Regions from separate parts of the Homo sapiens genome. Here regions 2 and 3 are each linked to region 1. The links are chromatin loops, found by intact Hi-C in ENCODE. Cell type or tissue: OCI-LY7. All regions are shown on one strand.

What was found. A loop is a pair of places that touch in the nucleus more often than their neighbours do. Peaks named below come from ENCODE experiments on the same cell type or tissue, not always from the same donor. Only the 100,000 strongest peaks of a DNase experiment are listed, where the experiment ranks them.
Region 2: a loop joins it to region 1, with 6 times the contacts of the local background. A loop is called at or near these places in 5 of 110 quality-filtered maps.
Region 3: a loop joins it to region 1, with 9 times the contacts of the local background. A loop is called at or near these places in 101 of 110 quality-filtered maps.

The regions. Positions count from the first base shown.
Region 1 is chr6:63,759,874-63,767,873 of GRCh38, reverse strand. EYS (eyes shut homolog) reads left to right here. Exons shown (of 43, transcript NM_001142800.2): 41 at 5,241-5,413. Among named protein-coding and RNA genes, the nearest start is that of SCAT8, 43 kb to the left of the region's middle. In OCI-LY7, CTCF peaks have their summits at 3,151 and 3,360 (motif pointing right); a DNase peak (open chromatin) is centred at 3,333.
Region 2 is chr6:63,686,055-63,694,054 of GRCh38, reverse strand. PHF3 (PHD finger protein 3) reads right to left here. Exons shown (of 16, transcript NM_001370348.2): 5 at 2,012-2,318. Among named protein-coding and RNA genes, the nearest start is that of PHF3, 54 kb to the right of the region's middle. In OCI-LY7, CTCF peaks have their summits at 4,232 and 4,434; no DNase peak of the experiment used is centred here; H3K4me3 peaks cover 260 bases; H3K27ac peaks cover 2,408 bases.
Region 3 is chr6:63,595,476-63,603,475 of GRCh38, reverse strand. No RefSeq gene overlaps it. Among named protein-coding and RNA genes, the nearest start is that of PTP4A1, 27 kb to the right of the region's middle. RefSeq lists enhancers at 4,735-4,794, 4,875-5,034. In OCI-LY7, CTCF peaks have their summits at 4,529 and 4,729 (motif pointing left); a DNase peak (open chromatin) is centred at 4,705; H3K4me3 peaks cover 1,350 bases; H3K27ac peaks cover 676 bases.

The DNA.
Region 1 (8,000 bases):
TGTTTCTGCACCAGTGCCATGCTATTTTGGTTACTGTAGGCTTGTAGTATAGTTTGAAGTTAGGGAGTGTGATGTCTCCGGCCTTGTTCTTTTTGCTTAGGATCATTTCAGCTATTTAGCCTCTTTTTTGTTTCCATATGAATTTTAGAATATTTTAATTCTGTGAAAAATTATGTTGGTAGTTTGATAGGAATAACATTGAATCTGTAAATTGTTTTTGTCAGTATAGCCATTTTAACCATATTGATTCTTCCTTTCCATGAGCAGGAAATCTTTTTTCATTTGTTTGTGTTATCTCTGATTTCCTTTATCAGTGTTTTGTAATTCTCATTGTAAAGATCTTTCACCTCCTTGGTTCCGTATTCCTAGGTACTTTATTCTTTTTGTGGCTACTGTAAATGGGATTTCATTCTTGCTTTGGTTCTCACCTTGGATGTAATTGGTGTATAGGCATGCTACTGATTTTTGTACAGCGATTTTATATTCTGAAATTTTACTGAAGTTATTTATGAGTTCTAAGAGCCTTTTGGCAGAGGCCATGGGATTTTCTCAGTATAGAATAGTATCATCTGCAAGGAGAGATAGCTTGAATTCCTCTCTTTCTATCTGGATATCTTTTCTTCTTTCTCTTGCCTGATTGCTTGGGCTAGCACTTCCATTACTGTGTTGAATAGGAGTGGTGAGAGTGGGCATCCTTGTCTTGTTGCAGTTCTCAAGGGGAATGGTTCGATCTTTCACCCGTTCAGGATGATGTTGGGCTGTGGATTTGTCATAGACTGCTCTCATTATTTTGAAGTATGTTCCTTCAATGCCTAATTGTTGAGGGTTTTTAACACAAAAGAAAGTTGAATTTTATCAAAGTCTTTTCTGCATCTATTGAGGACATGATATGGTTTTTGCTTTTAATTCTATTTATGTGGTGAATCAAATTTATCAATTTGTGTATGTTGAACCAGTCTCCATCCCAGGAATAAAGCTTATAAAAGTGGATTCTTTATGTTTTCCCTTTACTATATTGCTATCCAGTTGTCCCTATTTCACTAACAACACCATACTCTTTCATGGTCCCAACATTTCCACAGGATTGAGAGACATAAAATGGTGACTAAAAGGTGGATTTCCTCGCTCATTAGCAGACTTAACCTCTCTCTTCCTTAGATTCCTTCTCTGAAAAATGAGGATGATGCTAGTACCCTTCTTATAACATAATAGAGAAACTAGAAAGGTTAGAAGACTGCCTGGCACATGGTAAGTGACAAATAATGTTTGTCATTACTATAATTTTTCCTCTTTCATACTAACACACTTACCAAAGCCTTGAAAATGCCTCTCACATCTACTTCAACCTCTGCATCCCCACAGCAATTTTCCTATTCAGGACTTTTGCCTCCATCTGCTTTCTTATCCCAGCCATGACCTATTATATTTATTCATTTGTGTGTTTATTCCATGAATAGTCAATGAAAACTTACAATAAACCAAGAACTGTTTGGGGCCTTGAGACAATAATAAAAAACAAAACAGACCCTATCTCTGCTCTTACGGAATTAATGGTCTAGAGTGCCGGGGTCAGAAAACTATGGTAGATGGGCCAAATCTGGCCTACCACCTATTTGTGTAACTAAAATTCATTGGAATACAGCCACACCCATTTGTGTGTTTTCTGTGGCTGCTTTCAACAATGGCAGAGTTCGGTTATTGCAACAGTGTCTATATGGCCCACAAAGCAAAACTGTAAACTGCCTTGCCCTTTACAGAAAAAGGTTGCTGGCCCCTTTTCTAGTAGCAAAAAAAATATGCTAAGATCTCACTAAGATTAAAATTACGTCACCAGAGAGCTTATTGTTACACTATGCAGTCATCCTACACATAACAGATCAATATTCTTAAAATGTGCCTCCTCATTTGTGTCATTTTCTATACACCTGTCATGTCACTTGAAAGTTGAACTGAAGCCAGGCACAGAAAGGCAAACATCACATATTCTCACTTATTTGTGGGTTCTAAAAATCAAAACAGTTGAACTCATGGAGATAGAGAGCAGAAGGATGGTCACTAGAGGCTGAGAACGGTGGTAGGTAACAGGGAGGTGGGGATGGTTAATGGGTACAAAAAACTAGTGAGAATGAATGAGCAAGGACTAGTATTGGATAGCACAACAGGGTGACTATAGTCAATAATAATTTAATTGTACATTTTAAAATAACTAAGGAAGTATAATTGGATTGTTTGTAACACAAAGGATAAATGCTTGAGGGTATGGATACCCTATTTTCCATGATGTGATCATCACACATTGCCTGCCTATACCAAAACATGTCATGTACCCCAGAAATATGTACACCTACTATGTACCCACAAAAGTTAATAAATAGTTTTAAAAAAAAAAAAGTTGAACTGCCTGAGCCTGCTGTTCAAAGTCCTTTGACACCTCCTTTCAGTGCATACATTTATACGGGCAAATCTCACTCTGGCGGCCTTTCCTAAGCCTTCCCTAAGTAATTCACTAAAATTACTTAGATGCCCATCCACAGGATACCATAATACCCATTTTAGAACTTGTCCCATTTTATTAAAATTGTCTCCTTACTAATCTGATTTCTCCAAAATACAGAAGTCCATGAGGTCAAAAATGGAGCCTCCTGTGTTGTAGAATCTCAGTATCAAGCACAATACTATGCTCAATCCTAAGATAAGCACAGACAGCTAGCCTGTAAAAAATAATAAACATTCTTTAAATAGATACCTACCTCTGTTTTGTTTTTACATTGCCCATTATATAGACACCTCACCTCACACACATACTTCTACAAAATCTACTCCTCCTCAGGGCAGAGTAGTATATGTGGTTAAGGGAAGAAATATTAATGAATTAACATCAAGGGTTAGAAAAATATCACCCAAAGTAGAGAATAACTAATGAAGGCTTGAAATTTTTTTATTATCTCTATTTCACAGGGTGCTATAGAAACCAAGGAACAAAAAGAAAAATCTGACCTTGCACAAAATCATTCTCATTAGAATTATATAATAACTAATTATATATTAAACATATAGCTAATTGTTTCAGACCTAAAAATTCTGAGACAAACTATATGAGGCTCCGATTTGTTATTTTTTCAAATAAGATTTTGGCATCTATATTAAATTATGCTTAATGTGATTTATCTACTTTAATATCCAAGCAAGTGTTTTATTCCCATAACACTATGCTATATACCTTAAATATATACAATAAAGTGTAAGTGAATTAAATAAAATATTTTACCATTGTGAGCTCTGTCTATAAGGCAGTGAGAATAATTTTAAGCTTTTTTCAAGTAGATATAAAATGAACCACTAGATGGCGCAATCGTCACTTTAAAAAGTAATGACAGCATCACGTTTAAAAATTCTTTAATAAGAATTTTTACTATAGTTTTATTTCTTTTGTGAAATTAGTTACTGATTTCCTTTTTTGTGTATGAGGTCTTTGTACATTCTATACTCTTTGTGATCTTCAAAAATAATCTTCAAAATATGCAATTTTGTAGCAGATTAATTCTGTATTTTGTTTGTCTCCATTTTAGAGAACCCTATACAATTTTCCGTTTTTTGCACAACTATTAATTTAGGTGTAACAAGCATATAAAAGTCTATGACATAAATAAAAGGTCTGGGAAGGTGTGATCAGCTGCTGTCCTCCAGCTTAACAGATTCTGATCCCTATACCTCATACCCATTCTAGAATGCGCTTTTTAGACTGGCACGGTGGTTTATTGCTCTCTGGCTCTGACAGGAATTTTAAGTTAACCCTTTCTCTCATGTACTCTTTAGTGTAGTGTTTTCAGAAGAAAGAAAGGGGGATGGTGGGGAGAGAAAGGGAAGGAAGAAAGGGAGAAAGGGAGAAAGGCAGGCAGGGAGTGAGGGAGGGAGGGAGGCCGGAGGGGGCAAAATAAACACACGGTGCCCTGACAAACAACAGTTTATCAAATATATATATATATATATATATATATATATAACAAGATATAACAATAAAATCTCAAATATTATTTATTTAAAGTTCATATATTGCATGGGACATGTATTAGTCCGTTCTCAGGCTGCTAATAAAGACATACTTGAAACTGGGTAATTTATAAAGGAAAGAGGTTTAATTGACTCACAGTTCAGCATGGCTGGGGAGGCCTCAGAAAACTTACATCATGGTGGAAGGGGAAGCAAACATGTCCTTCCTAACATGGTGGCAGGAAGGAGAAGAATGAGCGCCCATTGAAGAAGGAAGCCCCTTATAAAACCATCAGATCTCATGAGAACTAACTCATTACCATGAGAACAGGATGGGGGAAACCTCCCCCATGAGTCAATTTTCTCCACCTGGTCCCTCCCACAACACATGGGGATTATGCCAACTACAATTCAAGATGAGATTTGGGTGGGGACACAGCCAAACCATATCAGGACATACTTCTACTAAGAAAAGTTATTATTTAACTTATGTTTAAATTTAACTAGATGCTCTGCATTTTATCTGACAACTCTGCCTTTGATGGGTCTATCAGAAAGTTTTCTGCTGGGCTCCTCCCAATATCACTCTCTAAACCCAGACAAGGTGTCTCTTTCAGCTGAGTATTCCCCATTACCCCTCAGCTTCTGCTCTAGCCAGAAACCACTTACTGCCACTGTATCTTTAGCTAGAGGGACACCTCTTGGTCAAGATTCATTTTTATATGTCCTCAAGCTATTGTTCCTGACTATGAACATCCCTTTCCTGGGATTCACTCACGTTTGACTTGTCTCCAGTATGTTTGCAGCTCTTTTGGCAACCCCAGGAGCTGAGCCTGTGAGTTTGCCAATGCCAGGGAAAAACACACCAAGCTCTCCAAGTGGTCCTGCTGAATCTCTTTTCACTAGGCTTGAAGTTAGGAGACAGCAACACCATGCACAGCTTTTTCTTTAGGTGGTGGTGTGGGAGTTGGGAGAGAGACTTACAATGCAATTTTGTCTGAAGAAACAATTCTCAAAAAATTCTCTTTCAATTTTTACACTCTGAATCGTTTAAAGTCTTTGGTGTGGAGTCCAGTAATCCTATAACCAGTTATTAACTCTTTCCTTTGACAATTTAGGGTTTGAATCACAATTCATTTTGATCTCTTGGAACTTCAGTTAAAATTGACAAGTTAGCATCAGGGCAATACATAGTATGTATCCATCTCTAAACAAGTGCTCAAACCATGCGGCTTTCTCTCAACCCACAGCTGCAATTGTACCACTGGGTGGAAAGGATCATTCTGCACAGAGACAGTTTCTACCTGTGATCCTGAACATGACCCTCCACACCACTGTAGCAGAGGAGCAACCTGCATTTCATTACCTCATGGATACACCTGTTTCTGTCCTCTAGGAACCACTGGAATCTACTGTGAACAAGGTGAGGCAGAATTTCAAATCATTTTGCTGTCCACAAATATAACTAAAATTAGGAACTTCAAAGTCAGTTTTCTTTTTGAGAAGTAAAAAAGTACATATAATAAAATTCAAATCCACTGTCCTCTTTTTCTAGTATATTTGACATTATACTTCACAGATAGACTAGTACTTAAAATTCAGTAGTACAAAAAATATGGCTTTTAGTATTGCTTTAATTTATTAACTCTAAATTCTCTATTTTGTGTAGATGTTCTAAATGTTTTGTGCTAAATGCAGTTAAGTCAAGTGAGCTTAAGTTCATAACTCAGTTCCAGATCAAGACTTCATCTCTGGGAGCCTCTCCTATCTGTATTTTCCATCTCACTCAAAACTGTCAGAAATATCACAAGGCCATCAGCTTCAGAGGGAAATTAGAGAGGAGAAATGGCCCCAAGTCAAGTAGTAACAGTAAGAAGCAACAGTGTCCTAACTACTGGGGCAACTTATGGTAGTGCCTCTAAAAGAGCTCAGCAATCTCTGGGTGCTCCCAAGCTGGGCTGTGGCTAAGGGATAATGGTATTTCTAGATCTGAGCTACCTTCTCTTTAATACCTGGCTGGGACTTCCAGAATAGCATTAGGGAATCCAGGAAACTCCCAGTTAAGGAAGTTGGAGAGATTAAGCCAGGAAAATAAAGGGACATAAGGACCCACCTGCCATATCCTAGCTTCCTGAGACTGGACTATCTACTATTTCTCTATCCTGCCTCACCCACCACCCAGAAGATGAAGCTTTAGCTCTCTCTTCCCTATTTTAGAAACAGAGGCTGGGATAAAAAGAGTACAGGAGTCAATCACCAATTGTGCTATATCCACCTTTGCATTATTTGGATGTTTTATTGTAGTATCATATTCATATGTGTAAGAAAAAAATAATATTTCTAGATCACTTTATCAAATATATTAATGCAAACATTTTATTCCTATATTCCTTGATATTCTACTTAGGTTTAACTGTCCAAAAGTCAAAATTGTTAATAAATGGAAGACATTTGAGGGTTAGAATAATAGTAGTTTATGGGAAAAAATGTTTAATCATGTCTTAAGAGTGTGATTATGAAATAATGAGATGAAGTTTTGTATCTGGCTTACATAAATCAGTCTCTCATAGTGACATTAGGGATCAATCTTGATCTTTAAGAAATTGTGTTTCTTAATTCCTAGAATATGCCACACTCTTTCCTGGAGTAGAGATTTTGTGTTGCTTCCCTCTGCCTAGAATGCTTTCATCTTCTCCTCCATACCAGGTGCTATCACTTCACCTTGCTAATTTAGGGAAGCCTTTCCTGATTGTCTTTCATAGAACTGAGGGCAGTGACCATGTCTGTTGAGTATCTAGCATCCATCATATAGTGCAGAGCAAAAAAAAAAAAAAAATCGGTTAAATATTTAAACTTAATAGCAATAATAAAAACTGATTATGATGGTTTTCATAGAATAGTTCCTTAGTGAAAGGCAGAGTACTCAAAAATTAACCAAGATGAGTACCTTTATAACTCCCAAAGGAATAGCTTTTAGAAATGGAAATAAATAATATGACAAGTAACGTAAGGGCTAGTGAATTTAACAATAGGGCAAGCCACAGTTTTGATGCTTAAAGGCTCAGACAGTGAAAGTTTGAAAGATAGATTAACCCAAAATTTGTGTGGGTGTGTGGATGTATATAAATAGATTATATAGAGGGCAGATGAAGATAGATGAATGGATGTATAGATAGAAGATTAGATAGATAGATAGATAGATAGATAGATAGATAGATAGATAGATAGATAGATATACATACATACATACATATGTACATAGATATTGGAATAGTCAGAGTAATGAGATTTTACAGAAAGAAAGTCTAGAAGATTTCATTAAAGGTGCCAGAAAATGGGTGACATCCACATAGAATTCTAACACAAAGTTAACCAAAGATATACCTTGATATTCTATAAAATAACAATTTGGTTAGAATACTTTAGAATCCAGAGTACTCATTAAAATATTATACCAAGAATTCTGGTTCACACATTTTGCAAGATAGGCAATATGTCCAGTTACTTTTCTCATATACTCAAGTCTTGCTTATTTGCTCATTTATGTTATAGCTATCTTTCCTGTTATAACTTATGATTTACAACTATACATATAACCTCTCCTAAATCATAAAATCTCCTCTCAGTTTACTTTTTCCTCATATTATTGGTAAATTGCTTTTTTCATGGACTAGTTTAAATACTAAATTCTAGCTATTGTGCACCAATGACATATAGCAAGTTAGATTCCATAATGTGTGAGTTTTTTACTTTTAACCCAGCAAATATTGAAAATGTTTCCTTTTTTGTTTTCACATTTTTTCCATTCATAGTATAATTTTCTTTTCACTCATTTCTAATTCCATAAGATAAAGAAACCCACACACATGGTCATTTTGCATGAAACAGGCAAATGTTCAAACTACTTAAACATTTTTCTCATGCCAACAATTCTTTATGGTCCAACCAGTCCCTGATTTCCATTGAAACTGATTCTTACTAATGGAGATGTTCAATTCTTCAAGCCCTTC
Region 2 (8,000 bases), 74 kb after region 1:
AGGAACGCTATATAGTCAGACATATACTCAGGTTTTAAAATAGGGTACAATCAAAATAGTGCTTTTCTCTAGACTAAGAATCCTCTAATTTTTTATTTATTTGTCTGGTTTTTGTCTGCAACTAGACATTCTTGAGAGCAGGAATATACTTCAATATTATACACCCAAGGCACGTAGTGCTATGCCACACAACAGAAACTCAATAAATAGTTCAACATAAAAATCTAGGGATAAGAAAAGCAGATTCCATAAACTAACATCAGACAAGTCCAAGAGAGAGTCAACAGTTCACATCAAAAAGAAAAGGAAGCAGTGATCACTTGTATGGTGCACACATTTACAAAATCAGACTCACCTCAGATTCTTTTCTGATACAGACTGGATAAAGAGGTTCTCAAAATGTTAAAATTGTTAACGTTTTATGATGTCTTTTCATTTATTTATGAGACGGAGTTTCACTCTTTTGCCCAAGCTGGAATAAAGTGGCACAATCCCAGCTCACTACAACCTCCGTCAGGTTCAAGCGATTCTCCTGCCTCAGCCTCCCAAGCAGCTGGGATTACAGGCATGCACCACCATGCTCGGCTAATTTTTGTATTTTAGTAGAGACGGGGTTTCACCATGTTGCCCAGGCTGGTCTCAAACTCCTGGCCTCAGGCGATCCGCCCACCTCAGCCTCCCAAAGTGCTAGGATTACAGGTGTGAGCCACTGCACTCAGCCTTTATGATGTCTTTTTAAGCAAGACAGAGACAACTCAGCTATGGTCAATACAATGAGCTATATTTCTCATTGTACTGCATATGTATATGGCCAAGAAGCTGTACGTAAGAGGTGATTATTAATACTAGTTAATAATAAATAGAAGTTTTCCAAAGACATGCTATAAACTGTTCTCATTGTGGCTCTCAGATCCATATTATCAATTACTTTGATGATCAAATCAACAAAGTAATAACACGTATCAGAAGGACAGAATCTGATTTTCAAAAAGTCTTGACAGACAAAAAATATTAGATGCCACAAGGATATGACAAACTAGAACTTAATCCAGATTTGTCGTACAAGGAATGCCTGAAAGAAACGGATTTGTTAATAGGTAAGATTCTGGAGAACACATCCTCATGCTCTTCAATCTAAATTAACTTCCATATCGTGTTGCAGAGAAATTAAGTTTTAATAAGGAGGCTTCAATTCAGGGATGCAAATTTCAGCTCAAACTGATCAACTTTCTGACAATTAGATGCTTAAAAATGAAGATGTATCCCCTTGCAATGGATTTCAAACAGAAACTAGATCATCACTTCCTAGAAATGTTGTAAGGCATATTAATAAATCAAAATGATTGGACCAAAAGATTTCTAAAGCTCCAACTCTAAGATTCATGTTCTTTGCGTTTTGGATTATACTTGCCTAACCACATACATGTGTTGCCACTGTTTCTCCTCTCTATCAGTATTCTATAAGAATAACAAATTAACGACTAAAAAAGTGATAGGTAATAAAAAGGTAGACAATGAGGAAAGAAAATTTAATCAGATAAAATGCCGTGTCCTTTATACATTTCTCCTATTAAAGCCTAAATATCTTGAAATTTCTATTTAGAAAATACTTTCAGAAGGTAGTCAAAAAAATAATGCCAAATGGTCAAAGGGCTGGTAGATATTTATGGACTGAAAAGCTTTTTTAAAACAACTTAGCAAGCACAATTTACACTTAATGGCCACAAGATCCACACACATCCTACAACAGAAAATTCAAGTACCAAACTAGGGGCTAGAAATGGCAAAAAAGACTGTAAGAGATAAGGCCTGCATATTCTAAAAGTCACCATCTGATTTCACCAAGACTGACAAAAAATTTTAAATAAAAACCTATTCACTTTCATGGAAAACTAAATTTGAAAATGTAAAAGAACATTAAAACTTCTAAAGAGAAATTTCAAAATTATTGCAGTCAGTCCATACAAAAAGCTCTTAAATAAACAAAATAATGCATTAATGAAGAGCTCACCCGTTTTAAAATTTTGACCTTGTGCTTCACTGTATCATCTATATATTTGGTTCTATCATTTGTTGTGTGTTTTGATAATCCAAGCTTTTCACACTCCATTGTTTTATCTCCACTATGGAATTCAACTGTAGCTTGGTTTTCCAAAGTATCTGGATCTAGTATTTCAGTCTTTTTGTCTTCTTCAGCACAACATTTTACACAGACATATTCTTTGTCTTCCTCGCCCATCTGCTGTGCTTGAGAAAGACTTAACCCAACACAATCACCATGAAACCAGTCATCACATCTCCCACAGCCAACCATAAACCTGGAAAACAGAACACCAAAAAACTTTTATCCCTTTTTTTAACAAGAAAATCTATGTCAAAAATGAGGCTAAATTAAATTTTCAATATCTGATTTTCTGAAACTTTGCATGTTTTCCATCTCTATCCGTTCCATAAGTTCAACATACAGCAAGTTTTCAAAGAAAATAATATTCTATTAAAATGATACCTTTAAGACCTCAAATATTTCTCCTCTGGTATGAATGAGAAAATGCTGGGGGAGGGAGGGGACAATAAACCATCAGGAAGAAAAGACAACTGGCCTTTGTCAGTCTTGAATACTATAAACAATAACAAAGTATAGACTAACAATAAATTTATCCACTGAGAAGGGTGGTAAGATCTTGGTAATAATTTCATCACGGACAATCCATCAAAGTTACAGCTACCTACCTCACCACAGACGTGACATCACATATAAAATTGGGAAGAATTGTTTATCCAACAAATCGTTTTAAATAAAAGAAAAAACCAACAATAGTAACAAAAATGGAACTCAAAAACTAGCATGATGGAGCCTCTCAAACTGTTTATTAGCCACCTTACCTAGATAACCTCAAAATATTCTGGTTCATGGTGTCACGCTGATTCAGCTAAAGAATCTTTTTCTGTACTTTTAAGTTCAAAGGACTTCCTTACTAATGACCATGTGTTTTAGATAAATTTCTTTTTCCAAATAAAGATCACTATTCTATCTTAACATAAAAATATTAGTACTTGGGTTGGATTTAATTCCCAATCTCCTTATAAAAGTTTTCCCATCACTGTCTTTTAGCTAAGTAATAACTTCACTAACCAATAGGAAAAGTCCAGGGATGTGAAACGTATGACTCTAAAAAAGCTTCTATCTTTCCAGTTTAAAAGGAGTATCTATAACTACTTTTGAAAATAATAGCAAATGAGATATATACACAGCAATTTAATTTACCTGCTTTTTAACCCATGGTTAGGAAAGCTGCAATGCTTTCAGACAACCATCCTTAACTTTGTCCTTTTTTCATCTTCAGGCTAGCAATTTATGATACAGCTGAAAGACTTAGAAGGATTTAGGTATGTACTTTAACAATCTAAAGACCGTGCTACTGATTTTGATAATAGTGGCACCACCAATAGTACCAAGCTCCTTTCAAAAAGCTGTAATCCAAGAGAGAGGATATTGAAGGTAACACACTGGGTGATATGGTCAATTCAAAATATACCAGAGGTACTGTTTTAATGTTAAAACTGTAAAAACTACAAGAGTGAGTTCCAATCCTTACAGTGTTTTTAAAGTCTTGCCAAATACCTCATTCCTCAATAACAGCACTTCCTTTTCTTCTTCCTCATGTGCCTATTGTGTATAAAACCACTACTATGCCTTGAGACTTGACTTCATCACATCTATAACTTATCATTCTTTATCCTTGCTGGTAATACCTGTGCTAGCTTTAGCAGGTTAAGTCCTCATTTCCCTAGGGATTAATTTGGTTTAAAAAAATAATATAGAATATTTGGGGTTGACAAGCAAGAAAACTTTCGAACAATGTTAACACACGTTTAGAAGACAGAAATAATTCCTACAGGTTTGAGATTTTTGATGGGCCCATAATGATACAGATATTCTAGCAAAAGTGGAATAAAGCTTGAAATGCAGGTGTTTAAAAGTTCTCCCACTTCGAGTTGCAAAGCTAAAATATTAAAAATGATTATTTGTAATGAGCATTGTAGCTTTCCTAACAATGGGCTAACTGCTATTTCTTGAAAGCAACTGTCTAACATGAATGTTTCTGAAATGCTGAAGGAAAGCTAATGATTTCCCTTTACTTCCACAATCAAAGGTATATTAAGATTTCTTCAAAGCAAGTCTGGGATAGTTTCAGTGAGACATGACTTAAAAACCTACAGTACAAATAATGCTATTGTTCCAAATCCAAACCTAAAGGTCAAAATATAAAGCACATATTAAGGAATTTTCACATTTTTATTTCACAACCAGGGAAGAGTGGTTTGATGATCGTGAAATTTATCAAGCAATTCTTTCAATAAGCCTCATTTCAAGTTGGAAATGTCTCATTCAAACTTGAGAGGCTATAAAAAGCAAAACTCTAGTGCCATCTACAGATGTATCTTAATAGTTTATATTTTAGGTTAAAAAATGCAGTTTTAAGAGTTTTTGAGAGAGAGAAAAGACTCACTCTTCTAAGATCAGAGAATTCTACGTCACATAAACATTAAATCATTTTTGTTACTAACAATCTGCAGAGAAAAATAGAATCATTTGTTCTAGAAGAAAATTTCTTCTCAGAAGTTTTCTTGTTTGAAAGCTATAAATCCATTTTCTAAGTCTGTTTGTTTTTTAAATATTATCTGATATACTAGTCTTCTACAATTGGGGCCAAGAAAGTGTAATGCAAACTAAAAACTCAAGCATCTTCTGGAGAAGTAGAAAAACAGAAACCACAAGGTAAATAACATGAAAAAACTAAGACTTCCTCCTTACAAAATGCCAACTGACTTACGTTTAAAAGAAGTTCAAAAGTTGCATTAATTTTAAAAATCAGAGGATTAAATAATCTGGTCTTTAAAATCATACACCTTTGATGTAAGTTTGAATCAGGAAAATAAAAGGAAGCAATAAAAATCTAGCATATGTTGCTTCTTTAAGGGTCTACTGTCTTTAGGATATGCATAGAAGTTGCTTATGATTAATATCACATCTAGCCATGACACAGCTATATTACAAAATATAATTTCCAACTGGGAGCACACACAAGGAAACTAACTTCAACTGCAATACGTAAAATGATAAAGCGTTTATATAGTCTTTACAGAGGCAAAGCTGTTGCAAATGCTAGAAAATGTGTCATATTAACAAACAGCTTTCAATGTATCTAGTGCATGAAATCAAAGAGAAGGATCAAAATTATTTCCAAACATGCCCTTTCTAATAAATTTATATTCTTACACAAGGATTAGAATAGGAAAATTGCAACCTGCATGACAGGTGCATTTTCTGAGTAAACGAAATGTATACAAGCACAATGTATCAAAGTAGTAGAATCACAGTAGTAGTGAAGGCTAGTTAATATGTAAAAACAACAATCAGCTGGGCGCCATGGCTTGTGCCTGTAATCCCAGCACTTTGGGAGGCTGAGGCGGGCGGATCACCTGAATTCAGGAGTTCGAGACCAGCCTGGCCAACACGGTGAAACCCCATCTCTACAAAAAATACAAAATAAGCTGGGCATGGTGGCATTTGCCCGTAATCCCAGCTACTTGGGAGGCCGAGGCAGGAGAATCACTTGAACTCAGGAGGTGGAGGTTTCAGTCAGCCAAGATCACACCACTGCTCTCCACCCCTGGGCAACAGTGAGACTTTGTCTTAAAAACAAGAGAAGAGGAGGGGAGGGGAAGGGAGGGGGAAGGGGAGGGGGAGGAGGGGAACGGAAGGGGAAGGGGAGGGGGGAGGAGGGGAGGGGGGAGGAGGGGAAGGGGGGAGGGGAGGGGGAGGGGAGGGGAAAAAAACAATTACATAGGCTTTTTTTTTTTTTTTGAGACGGAGTCTTGCTCTGTCACCCAGGCTGAAGTGGAGTAGCATGATCTCGGCTCACTGCAAGCTCCGCCTCCCGGGTTCACGCGCCATTCCCCTGCCTCAGCCTCCCAAGTAGCTGGGACTACAGGCGCCCGCCAGCACGCCCAGCTAATTTTTTGTATTTTTAGTAGAGACGGGGTTTCACCGTGTTAGCCAGGAAGGCTTTAATTCACAAAATTGAAGTAATCGAAAATTCTGCTTCCATAATTGTTTCCAATGTTAAATTATTCACATCAATTACAGAGTGTAAACCCAAAATCTCTATGCACCTGACATTCTAAGTCATTCTACAGACTTGAGCAAAAACACTCTAGATTCTATACAGTAGATCCAAAAGGTGGCAGCAAGTAAACAACAACAAAGGGACTAACACCTACTCTTAATTTAGGAAAATTATTAAATGTTGGTGAAGCATGAGTCATCATTAAAAAGCCTGGGCAAACTCCTGAAGACTGGACTGGAACTTTATCTACAAGGTTAGTACGTTACATTATAACTTACTAACATGGCTTCCAACTCTATGCCAAAGTTTCATGTTAGAAATTCATTTACTTAAGGCACCTATTCCATCTCTCTGTCCACATGATAATTTTTTAAAGATTCTGGCAGAGAGAAAAAGGCTGGTTTAAAGGAGCACTTAAAAGCACCACCTAACTCTTAATTCTCTTTTGCCTGAAAACAGCAGGCCCACTTCAGAATATTTGAGTAATGTGTTCATTTATTTATGGAGACAGTCTCACTTCGTCACCAGCTAGAGTGCAGTGGCTCAATGTCGGCTCACTGCAACCTCCATTTCTCAGGTTCAAGTGATTCTCATGCCTCAGTCTCCCACATAGCTGGGATTATATGCATGCACCAGCACACCCAGCTAACTTTTGTATTTTTAGTAGAGACGGGGTTTCACCATGTTGGCCAGGCTGGTCTCGAACTCCTGACCTCAAGTGATCTGCCTACCGCCCACCTCAGCCTCCCAAAGTGCTGGGATTACAGGCATGCGACTGCGCCTGGCTGAGTAAGGTGTTTTAAATAAAAAAACCATATAATTAAGAGCATGTAAGTGACAGTGAATGTAGCACTGTATTCAAACAAGTGACAACTTTTAAAAACTGGAATATATTGTTATAAACTAACCCTTGACGCTAAAAATAGGCCACGGGCTGGATCACAAATGAAGAAATACTTTGACATAAAACTTATTTTACACAATAGCCCCAACATCTCCTTTCCGATCTCCCCAATCACCCTAACACCACCAAAATAATATGTTACAACACACTTTACTAAATTGTCCCTCCCTAAAGAGCTTCATTTTTATGTACTAAGATAGTGCTGGGAAAAATCACTCTAGCACACTTTCATGAATAAGGATAAGAAGAATATAATATACAAATTATAATGTTCTTTTATCATATCAGCATTGAAAGAAGTTCCAACAGCAATATGAACACTTGAACAGAATAATCTGGTAGCTGCAAACTCCACTTCATCTCTTGCTTTCCTTTTCTTAAAAAGCTAACAAAAAACACATTGGGGATTGAGGGGTGCAGTGTCATAAAACTACAAATCACTGAATACTAGAAAGAATGATGAAAGTCAGTGCTAAAATCATCTCAAATTTTAAAAAGACTAGAATTCACAAAAAATTATTTAAAACATTCAAAAAAAGAAATACGTTTTTCACTCTATTTCATGTTGACCTGGGTAATCTAACAATTGTTTAGCTGTCAAATTTCACTGCAAGATAAAGTTTGATAGTTATGAAATGGTGTTCTTTAATATGTTTCATTTTAAGAAAAAAAAAAACTTCAAAAGAAAAATAGAATTTCCATTATGACCTTCATACTTTATTACTAGTTCTTCTCACACCAAATGAATTAATATATAACTTACAGACCCAAAGCAGTATAACAATTTTCCAATTACCAGGAAGTGTTTGGCTTTTTTGCAGATGCAGTGGCTAAATTACACTGTCTAACCTGTGACAATGACAAAATATTTCCATGTATGTCAGCTGTTGGCCAGACTATGCTTTTTTAAATGTTCTAGGATGATATATTTGTAAATTCAGTAGATCCATCTTTCTATCATTTAT
Region 3 (8,000 bases), 160 kb after region 1:
CCCAAATTACTGGGATTGCAGGCGTGAGCCACTGTGCCTAGCCCTTTTTATTTTCGTACTTTTTGCTACGTGAATAGTGTTTCATAATGTACCCTTTTTATTTTCATACTTTTTGCTACGTGAATAGTGTTTCATAATGTAAAAAGATAAAAAGAAAAGTAACTAAAGAAGGTCCCAAGGGCAATTCTTTTTATTATTTCACTATTTTATTATTCTTTTTATTATTTCACTTTATTTTTTTCGTGATTGAAAAGTAACGGCCAGGCGCAGTGGCTCAGGCCTGTAATCCCAGCAGTTTGGGAGGCCGAGGTGGGTGAATCACCTAAGGTCAAGAATTCGAGACCAGCCTGGCCAACACGGTGAAACCCTGTGCCTAATAAAAATATAAAAATTTACTGGGCGTGGTTGCACACACCTGTAATCCCAGCTACTTGGGAGGCTGAGGCACGAGAATCACTTGAACCTGAGAGGTGGAGGTTGCAGTGAACCGAGATCATGCCACTGCACCCCAGCCTGGGTGATAGAGTGAGACTCCATCTCAGAAAACAACAACAACAAAAGAAAATTAATAAATGCTTTATTATAGAAAAATTTGAAGAGCACAAAACACAAAAAAAGACTAAAGGAAATAAGTCACTCATATTCCCATTCTAGAAGTTCTTATATTTCTGAAAGTGTAGCAAGATTCCAAAGCCACTGGAAAAAGTGAAAATTATAATAAAATCTAGTATATGCATCAATATTTTGATGCTTATTTAACTGTAATATTCTACTGATATATTGTGGTTTGCCTATAGTATATGGCCCATAAAATTGGTATATTAGATAGGCAATAAAGTGACTGCTATGGTTTGCAGGGACCTTTATCAAAATAAAACTCATTAATTCCAGTTATTTTCAAATAGGAATAGAGAGGGGATTGGTGGGAGTTTACAGACATGGGCATGGCTATTGTTGGTTGGATGTGGAGCCTTAGAAAAAACACACTGTCTTTCATTTGTCTTATTACTCACCAGTGGATATTTATAACAATGAAGATGAAATTCGGTTTAAACAGTGCTGAGGACAATTCAGAAGCACTAAAAACAAAATACATGTTAAAGGGTAGGTGCAGTGTGGCAGATTATATTTTCCAAATGTGGCCACAACAGTATCTTTTATCTCACCTCTCTTCTTACCATACATTTTCTTTCTTCCCATTGAGAGATGGGGTGTAGGTTATGACTTCTCCTCTCCAACCTGGGCAAGTCTTTGTGACTGCCTTGACCAAAAGCATATGGCAGAGGGATGCCATGTGACATCTAAGGATAGGTAATAAATATGCCACATGTTCACCTTGATCTCTAAGGATCACACTGAGGGATGCCACCCACATATAAGCAGCCTAAATATTCTGAGGCTGCCATACTTTGAGGAAGCCTAAAGTAGCTCATATAAAGAGACCCTGAGACTACTTGGAGAGAGATGCTTGACCTGCCCCCAGTTGCTTCAGCCCTTCATTGGTACAGTCAGTGTCTCACTACAATTGCATTAGAAACCCAAGCCAGAACCATCTAACCAAGGCTTTCCTGAATTTCTGACCCACAGAAACCATGAGAGATAAGGAAATGATTGTTGTTTTAAGCCATTAAGTTTTGGAGTGTTTTCTTAATACCACAATACATAAGTGAAACATGTAGAAAAGAGGATAGAAGAGTGAGTATAGTTAAAAATAATTTATTGTGTATTTCAAAATAGCTGCACAAGAAGATTTGAAATGTTCTCAACATAAAGAAATGATAAATGTTTGAGGTGATGGATATCCTGATTACCCTGATTTGATCATTATACATTATATGCATGCATCAAAATATCACATGGACCCTATAAATATGTACAATTATTATGTATCAATTTTTTTAAAACTATAAAACAGGCCATGCAAGGCAGCTCACACCTGTAATCCCAGCACTCTGGGAGGCTGAGGAGGGAGGAACACTTGAGCCCAGGAGTTTGAGACCAGCCTGGGCAACATAGTGAGACCCCATCTCTACAAAAAATAAAAAATTAGCTGGGTGTGGTGGTGTGTGCCTGTAGTCCCATCTACCCAGGAGGCTGAGCCAGGAGGATTGCTTGGGCCCAGGAGATGGAGACTGCAGTGAGCTATGATCTCACCACTGCACTTCAGCCTGGGTGACAGAGATAGATCCTGTCTTAAGGAAAAAAAAAAAAAATTGCTTCTCCTTCTCTGACTTGTCCTCTTTCACTCTCACTCTCCAATGAAAAACAAACAAAAAAGAGTTTGGGATCAGTTGCTAGCCTCCAGATTCTGAAATTTTGTTAGTACCAATTGGAAGCTTCCAGTTTCTTCTTTCCACATACATAGTCCCTTGGGTCTGGTCTCTGGTAGTGTTTTGTACCTCAAGAGGGAACAATTAACGTTAGTTGAACAGATGACTATTCTGCAGCAGCTGAGCATTCTTACCCTGGGTTTTCACCTGGCCAACATGGTGAAATTCCGCCTCTACTAAAATTACAAAAAAAAATTAGCCAGGTGTGGTAGCGGTGCCTGTAATCCCAGCTACTCAGGAGGCTGAGGCAGGAGAATCGCTTCAACCCGGGAGGTGGAGGTTTCGGTGAGCCGAGGTCACGCCACTGCACTCCAGCCTGACAGACAGAGTGAGACTCTGTGTTACAAAAAAAAAAAAAAAAAAAGGCCAGGCATGGTGGCTCATGCCTGTAATCCCAGCACTTTGGGAGGCCGAGGCAGGCGGATCACGAGGTCAAGAGATCGAGACCATCCTGGGCAACATGGTGAAACCCCCGTCTCTACTAAAAATACAAAAATTAGCTGGGCATGGTGGTGGGTGCCTGTAGTCCCAGCTACTCTGGAGGCTGAGGCAGGAGAATCGCTTGAACCCAGGAGGCGGAGGTTGCAATGAGCCAAGATCATACCACTGCACTCCAGCCTGGGCGACAGAGCTCGACAGAGTGAGACTCCGTCTCAAAATGATAGCAATAATAATAACACAATTTTTAAAAATGTTGGGTTTTCATAAAGTGAACCAACATTGGACGCCCTTGTATTCTCTTCATTGTTCTTCCCACAAACAGGAAGTATACTTACTTTGTAAGGCAGTACAGAATACTCTTCCCCTTAGAGCTTTGCCTAAAAGCTTTACTAGTTTCACTTTTTGAGTCATGACGTTTTCTTCTTGGCATAAATGATAATGTGCTGTCTTCAAAATACTAGACTACGTCTCTGAATTTTTTATCCACTGTATAGTTGAAGAACAAGTGTGATTAGTTTTGAGGTATTGCATATCATATAGTCCTAGGAATTACTTCTATATAGTATTATTATCATTCTTCAAATCTTGGAATTACTACCTTTAAAGGAAGAATAGAAAGCAGGATTTCCAAGGAGGAAGGATTAAAAATCAATTGGAAAATAACCAAATCAAACGTTAAAAAAAAAATTAAAACATTCATTTAACTAAAATTAGTGCAATAAATAACTGGGTAAATTTCCAAGAGTATTTGTCTAATAAAATCCATTATTACTCTTGTTTGTAAATCAAAAAACCCCAGTTTAGGGAACTAGTTTGGGCAAAAAATGGGGATTTGTTGGCTCATTTAAACAAACCCTGGCTGAGCACGGTGGCTCACGCCTGTAATCCCAGCACTTTGGGAGGCCGAGGAGGGCAGATCACCAGAGGTCGGGAGTTCAAGACTAGCTTGACCAACATGGTGAAACCCTGTCTCTACTAAAAATACAAAAATTAGCTGAGCGTTGTGGCATGTGCCTGTAATCCCAGCTACTCAGGAGGCTGAGACAGGATAATTGCTTGAACCCGGGAGGCGGAGGTGGCAGTGAGCCGAGATGTCACCATTGTACTCCAGCCTGGGCAACAGAGTGAGACACTGTCTCAAAAACCAAACCAAATAAAACCAAAAAACCCTATTAAGATCAGCAGTACAGTTAGCATCAAAGGTATCTGGAACCAGGAACTCAAACGTATTGCAGTCTTTCTCCCTTGTACCGTCTCTCCCCGCTTTTTTCTCTCTTTCCCCGTTTTTTGGTTTGCTTCTCTCTACTTTTTAACCTCAACACATTTAAAAGTAGAAGTTTCCTGTTTTTAATTCCTACTTCAGTCTGTTTTTCCTATCTATTGAATGTTTTAATTCCCATCAATCTTTATTTTTAACATCAATCTGCTTCTTCAAATTTTAATTTTTTAAATCCTTCTTAGCCTTTGAATTTTTGTCCCTAACCTTTACTCTTTGTCGATAGTGTGTGCTTATTACCAATTTATCTCTGTAAGAGGGAAGTACCAGAACTTAAAAAGAAGCATGGGCCTACAAATGTAAAGAAATTGATTTGCATTTATAAATAATGGAGACGGCAAGGTTCTGAGAAGTACTCAGCTGGTATTATCTCAAACTTGACTTTATTGATGATTTTTAACCACGAAATTTAGACTTTCCATAAGGATTATAACTTGCTTGTTTATCCCATTTCTTGGCTAAGGATGGGAACTACATTTCCCAGAATCCTCTTCCCTATATGGTTCTAGGTTAGAATTGAACAAAAGAGGAATGTGTATGAGATTTGAAAAGTGAATGAAACTGAAGCGACTGTGCTCAAAAGGTCATTGCTGTGAAACCGGGCGACAGGTAGAGACAGATGCTGCGAGTCCCAGCTTGTCCTGCTGTTCTCCATTCTGTGTCTTGCCTCTCTTGCCACCTGCTGGTTCGGCTGATCAATAACAGCCCCTGACCCAGGGTGTAGGCGATAGCTACACAAAGACGAACCTTTCCCCAGAGATGGCAATTTCGAGACCCTCCATGAATACGCTCTTTGCAGTCCCACTTTGGCAACTGGTCACGCTTGATTTCCTGGATTTCTCGGCCAGCTGCAGTTTGTTACTCACATCAGTGCTTCAGTGGACTCTTCAGCCTATTTCTCTGATTCTCTGACTCTCCCTTCCAGACCTTCACTTTTGCAACTCTTTTCATATTCGTGTAAGTCCTAATTCCTATAGTAAATTAGTTATTCTCATTATCATTACAGTGTCTCTTGGAACTCTTCGATCTTCGTGCTCGGCTGTCTTTATTGCTTCAGGTGTCTTCCCTGATAGTTGCAAATGGCCACCACAACCGAGCGTTCCCTACTCACCTGACGTTGCTCCAAGCAGCAAGCAAGCGCACGGGTACTTACAAGTCTTTCTCCATACAATCTTCTCTTGTTTCAGGAAAGAATGTTGTTTTTACCAGAAGCCTCTAACAGAATTCCCCTCTAAGTCTCCTAGGTCAGATCAGGCATCTTCCCCTGGTCACTGATAAAGGAGCTAAATTGCCATGATTGGCTCAGACTTGTGGTCCTGTCCTTGGCTGCACAACAGGGAACATTTTAAAACGTATTTGCACCCGCACCCAACTTGCAACGATTCTGATCGAATTGTTTTGGGGTGGTGCTGTGGCTCAATATTTGTAAAATGCTTTCGCAGAGATTATAATGTGCAGCCAGGGTTGAGAACCACTGCTTGGATCAAACATGATTCATTCTCTTAATATTTCACAGTGCCTGAGCAAATCAGTGTTCTGTATAAGGAAGAAGGTAGAAATGCTGAGGGATTGGCAATCAAGATTTATTCATCCAAATTATCTCATTCAAGCATGACCGATGGAATAGATGGAAATATGACTAAATTTCCCACTTGATTTTCATCATCTAACATCACTAAGAGTTACCAGAGTTTAAACAAGTTATTTGACTAAATCTAGGAATAATAATACAACAGCTATTCTCTATTCCTTAGTTACTGGAAGTAAAGCCATTCTGAATGAGCTACTAAACCACGTGGCACAGAGCTCAAGAAATAACTATTCCTTTGTGGGGCACCTAATGAATTAGCCTTATTTAATTACTTATATAATTAATTGCATGATTAATATAATTAATTATATAATTAATTGCATGATTAATATAATTAATTATATAATTAATTGCATGATTAATATAATTAATTATGGGGGTGGGAACATGGAGAGATGGTCAAAGGGTACAAAGTTTCAGTTAGAAAACATGTTTTTGAGATATATCGCACAGCATGGTGACTATAGTTAATAATGTATCTTTCAAAATTGCTAACAGGGCAAATTTTAAATATACCACAAAAAATGGTAAGTATGTGAGGTGATGGATTTAATTAGCTTAATTTAATCATTTTACAATACGTAGATATATCAAAACATCACATTGTACCCCACAAATATATATAATTGTCAATTAAAAACAATTAAAATCTTTAAAAAAATCCCTGTAGTTCTGAATTTGAGTTGGAAGTATCAGTATGATATTGTAACATTATTTTTTTTTTGTATTTTCATTATAATTAATTTTTTTTTTTTTTGTGAGAGAGGGTCTCACTTTGTCACCCAGGCTGGAGTGCAGTGGCAAGGATCTCAGCTCACTGCAACCACCCCCTCCTGTGTTCAAGCGATTCTCAAGGCTCAGCTCTCTGAGTAGCTGGGATTACAGTTGCACATCACCATGCTCAGCTAATTTTTGTATTTTTAGTAGAGATGGGGTTTTATCATGTTGGCCAGGCTGGTCTCGAACTCCTGACCTCAAGTGATCTGCCTGCCTTGACCTCCCAAATTGTTGGGATTACAGGCATGAGCCACAGCACCCAGTCTCAGTATAGTTTATTTTATACTACAGTTTAATTATCTTTATAGTGCACTTATTTTTTTCCACTTATTTTTTGAGACTGGATCTCCCTCTATCGCCCAGCCTGGAGTACAGTGTTGCAATCTTGGCTCACTGCAACTTCTGCCTCCCAGGCTCAAGCTGTCCTCCCACTTTAGCCTCCATAATAGCTGGGACTATAGGCACAGACCACCATGCCCATCTAAGTTTTGTATTTTTTGTAGAGAGGGGTTTTGCCATGTTGCCCAGGCTGGTCTTGAACTCCTGGTCTCAAGCCATCTGCCTACATCAGCCTCCCAAAGTGCTGGGATTACGGGAGTGAGCCACCATGCCTGGCCAGTATAATGCACTTACTTCTTAAACTCTGACTTTCTTTCTGCCACTTTTGCTTATAATTACATAATTTTTTGATATAATATTATAATATTTACCCTTAGGAGAGATCAGAATCATACATCACTCCTCACAGAAATTGAGAGACTTTTTTCCTGTTAAACAGCATGTTTTAGTGATTTCTCTATTGCCATGGTAAGGCAAGCCAGGTTAAATCAGAGGAGAATGTTTAAGGGAATGTTCCTGAAAATTGTCTTATTTCTTATCTTCACTTTTGTGCATGGATACAGAATTTGTGTCTATTTCATGAATTTCAGATTAACTTGTATAGAAAAGTCATTATGATGTTCTCTAAAATGCAAATGTGTTAGATTAATTTACAAACTATTTGAAAAGTTAGGCATTTCCTTCATTCTCCTTTCATTTAAAATTATTGCAAAAGCATAGAAATATTCAGATCATGTGGAGTATGTACATCCAAAATAGATAATTTAAAAAATTATCTTGATTCTGCCATTGGAATTTTTAAAACAACTTTACTGAGGTATAATTCACATACTGTATGGTTCGTCCATTTACAGTGTACAACTCAATGTCTCCCACAATATTCACAAAGTTGTGTAACCACCACCACAATCAATATTAGAATATTTTCATCACCCCGAAAAGAAATTCTGCATCTCTTAGCCATCACGGCCGCCCTCTTCCATGTTCCTTCACTTTCACCATTCCTAGGCAAACACCATCTACTTTTTGTGTCCATAGATTTGTCTGTTCTGGACATTTCATATAGATAAAGTCATACAAAATGTAGTTTTCTTTTTTAAAATTGTATTTTATTGGCCGAGCGAGGTGGCTCATGCCTGTAATCCCAGAACTTTGGGAGGCCGAGGCAGGTGGATCACCTGAGGTCAGGAGTTCAAGACCAGCCTGACCAACATGGCGAAATCCTGCCTCTACTAAAAAAACAAAA